Linked DNA regions of Homo sapiens: region 2 is linked to region 1. A link is a contact called in ENCODE Hi-C or POLR2A ChIA-PET data. All regions are on one chromosome and are shown on one strand. Each heading gives the region's core, a stretch centred on a gene start or an enhancer-like site at or near the end of the contact. The rest is flanking DNA. Distances are from core to core; before and after follow the strand shown.

What was found. Hi-C counts contacts between places; a loop is a spot of excess contacts on that map. ChIA-PET counts read pairs that join two places held with the same protein, here RNA polymerase II (POLR2A). Pooled maps may share reads with other maps.
Region 2: a map of cardiac septum shows a loop between it and region 1 (2.3-fold over the local background). The contact joins two enhancer-like sites. A Hi-C loop is called at or near these places in 2 of 168 maps with a recorded cell type or tissue (cardiac septum and mammary epithelial cell) and 8 of 50 pooled maps. POLR2A ChIA-PET finds 5 or more read pairs at or near these places in 15 of 52 experiments (A673, CD4-positive, alpha-beta T cell, CD4-positive, alpha-beta memory T cell and 11 more).

The regions. Positions count from the first base shown.
Region 1 is chr12:12,441,882-12,445,133 of GRCh38, forward strand. The region is part of intron 3 of BORCS5 (BLOC-1 related complex subunit 5); the gene reads left to right. Among named protein-coding and RNA genes, the nearest start is that of BORCS5, 86 kb to the left of the region's middle. Within about 2 kb of position 1,795, at least 18 of the 41 ENCODE cell types and tissues checked have a DNase peak (open chromatin) inside an H3K27ac peak, as active enhancers do; they include CD4-positive, alpha-beta T cell, where a contact is called at or near this core.
Region 2 is chr12:12,502,036-12,505,287 of GRCh38, forward strand. All of the region lies in intron 3 of DUSP16 (dual specificity phosphatase 16), which reads right to left. Among named protein-coding and RNA genes, the nearest start is that of DUSP16, 59 kb to the right of the region's middle. Within about 2 kb of position 1,481, at least 2 of the 41 ENCODE cell types and tissues checked have a DNase peak (open chromatin) inside an H3K27ac peak, as active enhancers do; they include CD4-positive, alpha-beta T cell, where a contact is called at or near this core.

The DNA.
Region 1 (3,252 bases), core at 545-3,044:
GAAGCTGGATGGTGGCAAACCATTAGTCCTTGGCTTCTAGGCTGTGGATACATGGCTGCCTCTGATTTGGGGGATTTCCTGTATATTGCCTCATTTCTAGTTAAGGATTCAAGTTGACAGACACTTAGTTTTAGGTTACATCTATCATTGAAATGTGGGGTAACTGAAAAGCCAACCAGAAAGGAGTGTGCTTCCTCCCCAGGTGTGGTTTCCCTGGGGGCGAGGGATGAGGCTGGTGGCAAATACGCAGCCCCAGGAAGATGCAGCACAGACTTTTGGAGCTTCTCTTGTCACTTCCCTGGGTCTTACTTCTGCCTCATTCTAGTTGCTGTCAGTGGGTAAATGTGTTCATAGATTAGAACAAGTTGCAGCACAGACTTTTGGAGCTTCTCTTGTCACTGCCCTGGGTCTTATTTCTGCCTCATTCTAGTTGCTGTCAGTGGGTAAATGTGTCATAGATTAGAACGCCTTTGTAACTAAGATAAAGCCACAAGCTTTATTTTGTTACAGTTCCTGTGTGCTTGCTTGAAGGCCTTGAGAGTACATTCATGATATGATTCTAGTAACTCCTGTTTTAATTCTTAGATGTGTTGATAAGCATAGTGTATTGACATAAACCAGTATGAAGCATGGAGGGGGTTCAGATGAACTGGTAAGAAAAACTTGCAATCCTTGGAAAGCCATATGATTACACAGGATTATGAAGAGGCCCTAAGGTTTCTCTAATTTAGCCCTTTCATTGTGCAAATAAAGAAACCAAGGATCTTCGAGTGTATATGGGATTTGCTGGGTATCTTTCCATTAGATAATGACTAAGATGGTATTAGAAGGTGAGTCATCTTTTCCACTGCACCATACTACTTATGTTCTGCCTCTTTGGAGTCCTTCATTTCATTTTTGGTTATTCCTTTTTTTACATGGTAGGTCCTCAACTGGTGTTTGAAGGAATGCACGAGAGTTGCCATTCATGGGCCTGCACACAGGGCTGGGCAGGGATTTCTTTCTGTCATCGGTACCGTAATGTTTAAGACCCAGCTGGAGTCATTTTCCAAGTATTTGACCTGACTTCCTGTACTGTGTGTCCTCCCAGGGAGAGAGACTGATCCAGATTAAATGAGTAGTTCCGAGTGTTGCACAGAGCATCACTGTCTGAACTGGCATTAGCATTCACTTTGAGCTCCTTTGGTTAAAAGCCTGGTTAGCGTGAGCTGTTGGCCAGGTGAAACTGTTGCTATCGCCCTGACACTGTGAACCGAATCTCCTTTAAATGACAACATTGTTAGAGTCCTGTGGCCGCTTTTAAATATATTTTGGCTTCAGTTGCTTCTTTCTTGACCTGAAATTATAAAATGAGTTGGGAGTACCTATTGCAAAGCTGCAAATTTTGACAAGAACATTGAGATGTCGGCTTCTTTTTGCTGAAATCCTGAGGCAAGACATTTCAAGAAAATTTTATGTTCCCATAGAATGTCACAAGTTACTCTGGCATCAATTCCAGGTTGAAACCTTACAGTGTAATTATAGTTTCCCCCCTTCTTGTCCTTTGGGCAACCTTTCTTTTCTGTAAGAAATACAACTGGTCCCCTGGGTGGCAGGAAATCCAGGTGGGGGAGTGGGCTGCTTCTGGTTCGGCGGACTGTAAGGTATGCTGCACAGGGCTTCCTTGGGCCTGGCCCCACACTTCCTTTGCACCAGCACTGTCCTGCCAAAAGCCAGAAATCCTGGAAGAGGGCCGAATCTAGTTTATTACTTGCCTGTTGGAAATGTAGGCTTGTGTTTTTTGGCAAGGCATGAGCAGAGCCCGGTTATTTGACTGCTCTGAGATTTAACTCCATTCCGCTTTTGGACAATGACATATGAGCATGTGTGAACAGCAGCCCCATTTCCCCCCAGTTTGCCTGCCCTAGACATGCCCTCAGACAGCTGGCTCTGCCAGCTTTCCCAGTGCCAGGTTCTAGAGCCCCTGTTCTTCTCCCTCCCCTGCTCATTTCCAGTCCACCAGAGCGGGCAGTGTCAGAGGTCCCATGCAGCCTCCTCTCTTGTGAGGAACCCCAGAGCACCTGTAGTCTCTAAGCCAACTAGCCAGTATTGAGGGCTCCTGGGTTATGGAAATGAAACCAGGGCTGGGAAAAGATATTCCCTGTCCTGTATCACTTCCAATGAAGAGAAACAAGAATTTTAGCAAATTGAACATTGCTGCAGTGCCTAGAACAATGCCTGGCATGTAGTAGATGTTGAATAAATACTTGTTTAATGAACAACTTTATATTCTTCAATTATCTCATCCTAGGGACTGATAAGTTTTCTCATTCTATCAGAGAAAATAAAGGTTATGAGGGTTGCATTAGGTAGAGTAAGCTAGGCTACAGCTGTAAGTAGACTCAAAGATGTGTAATGGATCAAATGCAACAGAAGTTTATTTGTTGCTCTTGTTCAAGGTGGGTGTTTCTGGTTAGCAGGTGACTCTCCTCCATTGAGTTCAGGGACTCAGTTTCCTTCTATCTTGTGGCTCTGCCGTCCCCAAAGACCACCTTGCTGATAGTGTCCAGTGGCAAAAGGGAAAAAAGAGTGGACTAGCACAGTTAGGAGGTTCTTACGGGCCAAACCTATGAGTGTTGCCTATGACTTCGGCTAGAACTCAATTACATGGCCACAGCTAACTCCAAAGAGGCTGGGAAATACAGTCTATTGTGTGCCCAGGGGTACACTAAATTTTGAACATCTGTGTCATCTTCGAACTTAGATTCCTAAAATGCATCTGCAGCCCAGCTTTGAGATTCAGAAGGCCTGATGCAAGGTTCCATGGTAAATTTTGCTTGGTTTAAGTCCTCCTGCCAATGAAAACCAAGTGACATTAGGAACAGATCTAACAATAAGTTAAAAAAAAATCAAGCTATAATAGTTTATATTCAATATGATTTCAACTGTGTTAAATATTCTGTTTGTTTATTTTAGAGCAGGGTTGTCCAATATTTTGGCTTCCCAGCCACATTGGAAGAATTGTCTTGGGCCACACATAAACATATTAATGCTGAGGATAGCTAATGAGCTTAAAAACAACAACAACAAAAAAAACTCATAATATTTTAAGAAAGCTTACAAATTTATATTAGGCCACACTCAAAGCTGTCCTGGACTGCATGCAGCCCACGGCCGAACAATCTTGTTTTAGAGACAGGGTCTCCCTGGTCTCCTTCTGTTGCCCAGGCTGGAGTGCAATACCACAATCATAGCTTCCGGTAGCCTCAAACT
Region 2 (3,252 bases), core at 231-2,730, 60 kb after region 1:
TTATTAGAAGATAGTACCTTTTTAACTGAGCCTTGAACAAGATCCTGAAATCTGACTCAAGTATTTATCTTCATCTCTTTGAGTTATATTGTATTAGACTTTCTCCCACTTCAAGAAACACACAAAATATGCCCTTGAAAACTGCTAGAAGTGCAGGAAGTTGAGAGGGAATCATCTTTCATTATGCCCTGTATTATGTTTAATTCAAGCATAATTCAGCCAGACGCCTGTCTCTACTGTCTAGGCTCAGTGCAGGGTCCTCAATGCAACAAGTTAGAATGGTAGGCAGTTGACAACTATGCCACCTGCAGAATGTAAAAAGAGTGGCCTGGCCTCCAACCTGACCAAGTGTCTTTCTATATATTTTTTAACACAGAAGCAGTTAAAGCTCTTCCACTTACTGAAGTTCTTAAGGTAATCTGATAGGCAGAATACATGGATCCATTATAGAAATCACAAATTCCTTTGTGTCACAGGCCCTCAGGATACCTGCACCTTACAGTTTCATGGTTTCATTTTTTTTTTTTTTTTTTGAGACGAAGTTTTGCTCTTGTTGCCCAGGCTAGAGTGCGATGGCATGATCTCAGCTCACTGCAATCTCCGCCTCCCGAGTTCAAGAGATTCTCCTGCCTCAGCTTCCTGAGTAGCTGGGACTACAGGTATGCACCACCACCCTCGGCTAATTTTGTATTTTTAGTAGAGACGGGGTTTCTCCATGTTGGTCAGGCTGATCTGGAACTCCTGACCTCAGGTGATCCACCTGCCTTGGCCTCCAGTTTCATTTCTTACCGTTTCCAATGATGACCTCCAGCCACATAAAACTCATTGTTATTTCACATTTCCATGCCGTTCTCTTGTCCAAGAATACCACCCTCACACCGCCCCATGCATGCACACGTAGAAGCCACGGTACATACAGCATACACATGTGGGCAAGCCCCATGATCATACAGCAGAGGAAGTAAGAACACAAGCCCTTGTACCTGAGTTCCTGTCCTGGCTTTACCACTTTCTAGTTGTCTGATTTGTCAAGTTACTTAAGCCCCTCCTACTCTAATTTCCTCATCTATAAAATGAGGATAATGATCACACCTATCTCACAGAGTTGTTGAGATAATTAGTTAGTATATCAAAAGTATTTTGTGCCTGGCGTATAGTAAAGCACTCAGGAGGTATCACTGGTTATTGCTTTTTTTTTTTTTTTTTTTGAGACAGAGTCTCACTCTGTCGCCCAGGCTAGAGTGCAGTGGCGCGATCTTGGCTCACTGCAACCTCCGCTTCCCGGGTTCAAGCGATTCTCCTGCCTCAGCCTCCCGAGTAGCTGGGACTACAGGCGCATGCCACCACATTTGGCTAATTTTTTATTTTTAGTAGAGACAGGGTTTCATCAAGTTGGCCAGGCTGGTCATGAACTCCTGACCTCAGGTGATCTGCCCACCTCGGCCTCCCCGTTTTTTTGTTACGGTGATCAAACATTCAGTATCTAGCGCCATCTGTGGGGCCTTCCTCCACCTTTGAGCTGCGGCTGTTTAGCTACACCTCCTTAGTATTCATCTGAGACAAAAAGTGGAAAAAGGAATGCCTGTAAGGTTAACTTCCCAAAGTGTGCCCCAGAGCACTGGCGTCCTGCAAGAAGCTGACAGACAGGATAGCGGTCTAAAAAGTGAGAGAAATATTGTATATCCTAGCTCCCTGGCAGAGTCAGAGCACATGTTAACTTACTAAAGGTTCTAAAAAGTATTTTCAAAGAAACTGGTTTCATTTATTGAAGTCTAGTAAGTTTCCCCAAACTTATCTGACCATGGAATTCCCCCTAAAATATATTAATAGCTAGTAGAATTCACACTTACAAAATGCTACGCTAGGGTCAAAGCAACTACTGAAATGGAGTCAATCAGAACTCCTGTACTTACAAGTACAACCCACAGACAATCTCAAAAAAAGGGGGTCAGCCAATATTGGTATATAAGTGCCCACTGTTTAGAATTTATGCTTTTGTTTCTATTCGTGTTTTGTTCCTTTTCAGTCTCTCTAATTGAATAACACAGTCATTATTTAAGTGAGTTTTTTCCCCAAGGTAGTTCTTGTAACAATAAATGTTAAAGATTCTCATCATTCTTTGCTTTTCTTACACCTACCCAACCTAACAACTGTCAGGCACTATTTTAATTACAATTAAATTGTATGATGTTAAATTTTAATGTGGTGTCTATTAACATGTAGTTTTGGTGTTTCTCTTTTTTTTCTTAAAGACAGGGTCTCACTCTGTTGCCTAGGCTGGAGTGGCATGATCTCAGCTCACTGCAACCTCTGCCTCCCAGGCTCAAGTGATCCTCCCACCTCAGCTTCCCGAGTAGCCAGGGCTACAGGGGAACACCACCACGCCCAGCTAATTTTTGTATTTTTGTAGAGACAGGGTCCTTCCTATGTTGCCCAGGCTGGTCTCAAACTCCTAGGCACAAGTGATCTACCCACCTTGGCCTCCCACAGTGCTGGGTTTACAGGCATGAGCCACTGCGCCCTGCCAGTTCTGGTGTTTCTCTAAAGAACTGTCTTCATATATTTTTCAATTCTGGCTCTAAAACAGTTCCTGGAATGGTTGTCATTTAAATTCAACAAAACAGCTTGGGCAACATGGATAAACCCAATCTCTGTTAAAAAAAAAAAAAAAAAAAAAGAAAGAAAGAAAAAATTAGCCAGGCATGGTGGAGTATTCCTGTAGTTCCAGCTACTTGAGAGGCTGAGGTGGGAGGACTGTTTGAGCCCAGGAGGTTGATGATGCAGTGAGCTGTGATCGCACCACTGCACTCCAGCCTGGGTGACAAAGTGAGACCCTGTCTCAAAAAAATACATACATACATCCAACAAAACAATATTCCAATAAATGTTCTCAAAGAGAAAACAGAGAATCCAAGGAAACACCACTTGAATTTCATTTGAACCTTATAAATGATTATTTTTATAAATAATGTATGTAATCCTAGAATGTACTGAACACTTACTGCGTGACAAACATTGCTCTAAGCACTCTATAGGTATTTACACACTCTTACAGCTGCCCTATGAGATAGGTGTTACTACTAATCCCATTTATAGATAAGGCTCAGAATCACATAATATAGGCTCAGAATCACGTAATATAATAACCGGAAGAGCCAGGTTATAAGTCTACTTTTCTAAATCCTATGGAATTACTTTCAACTCTCCCTTGGATGCAGGGACAGCCTTGCTGATGATATTCATGGGGTCCTG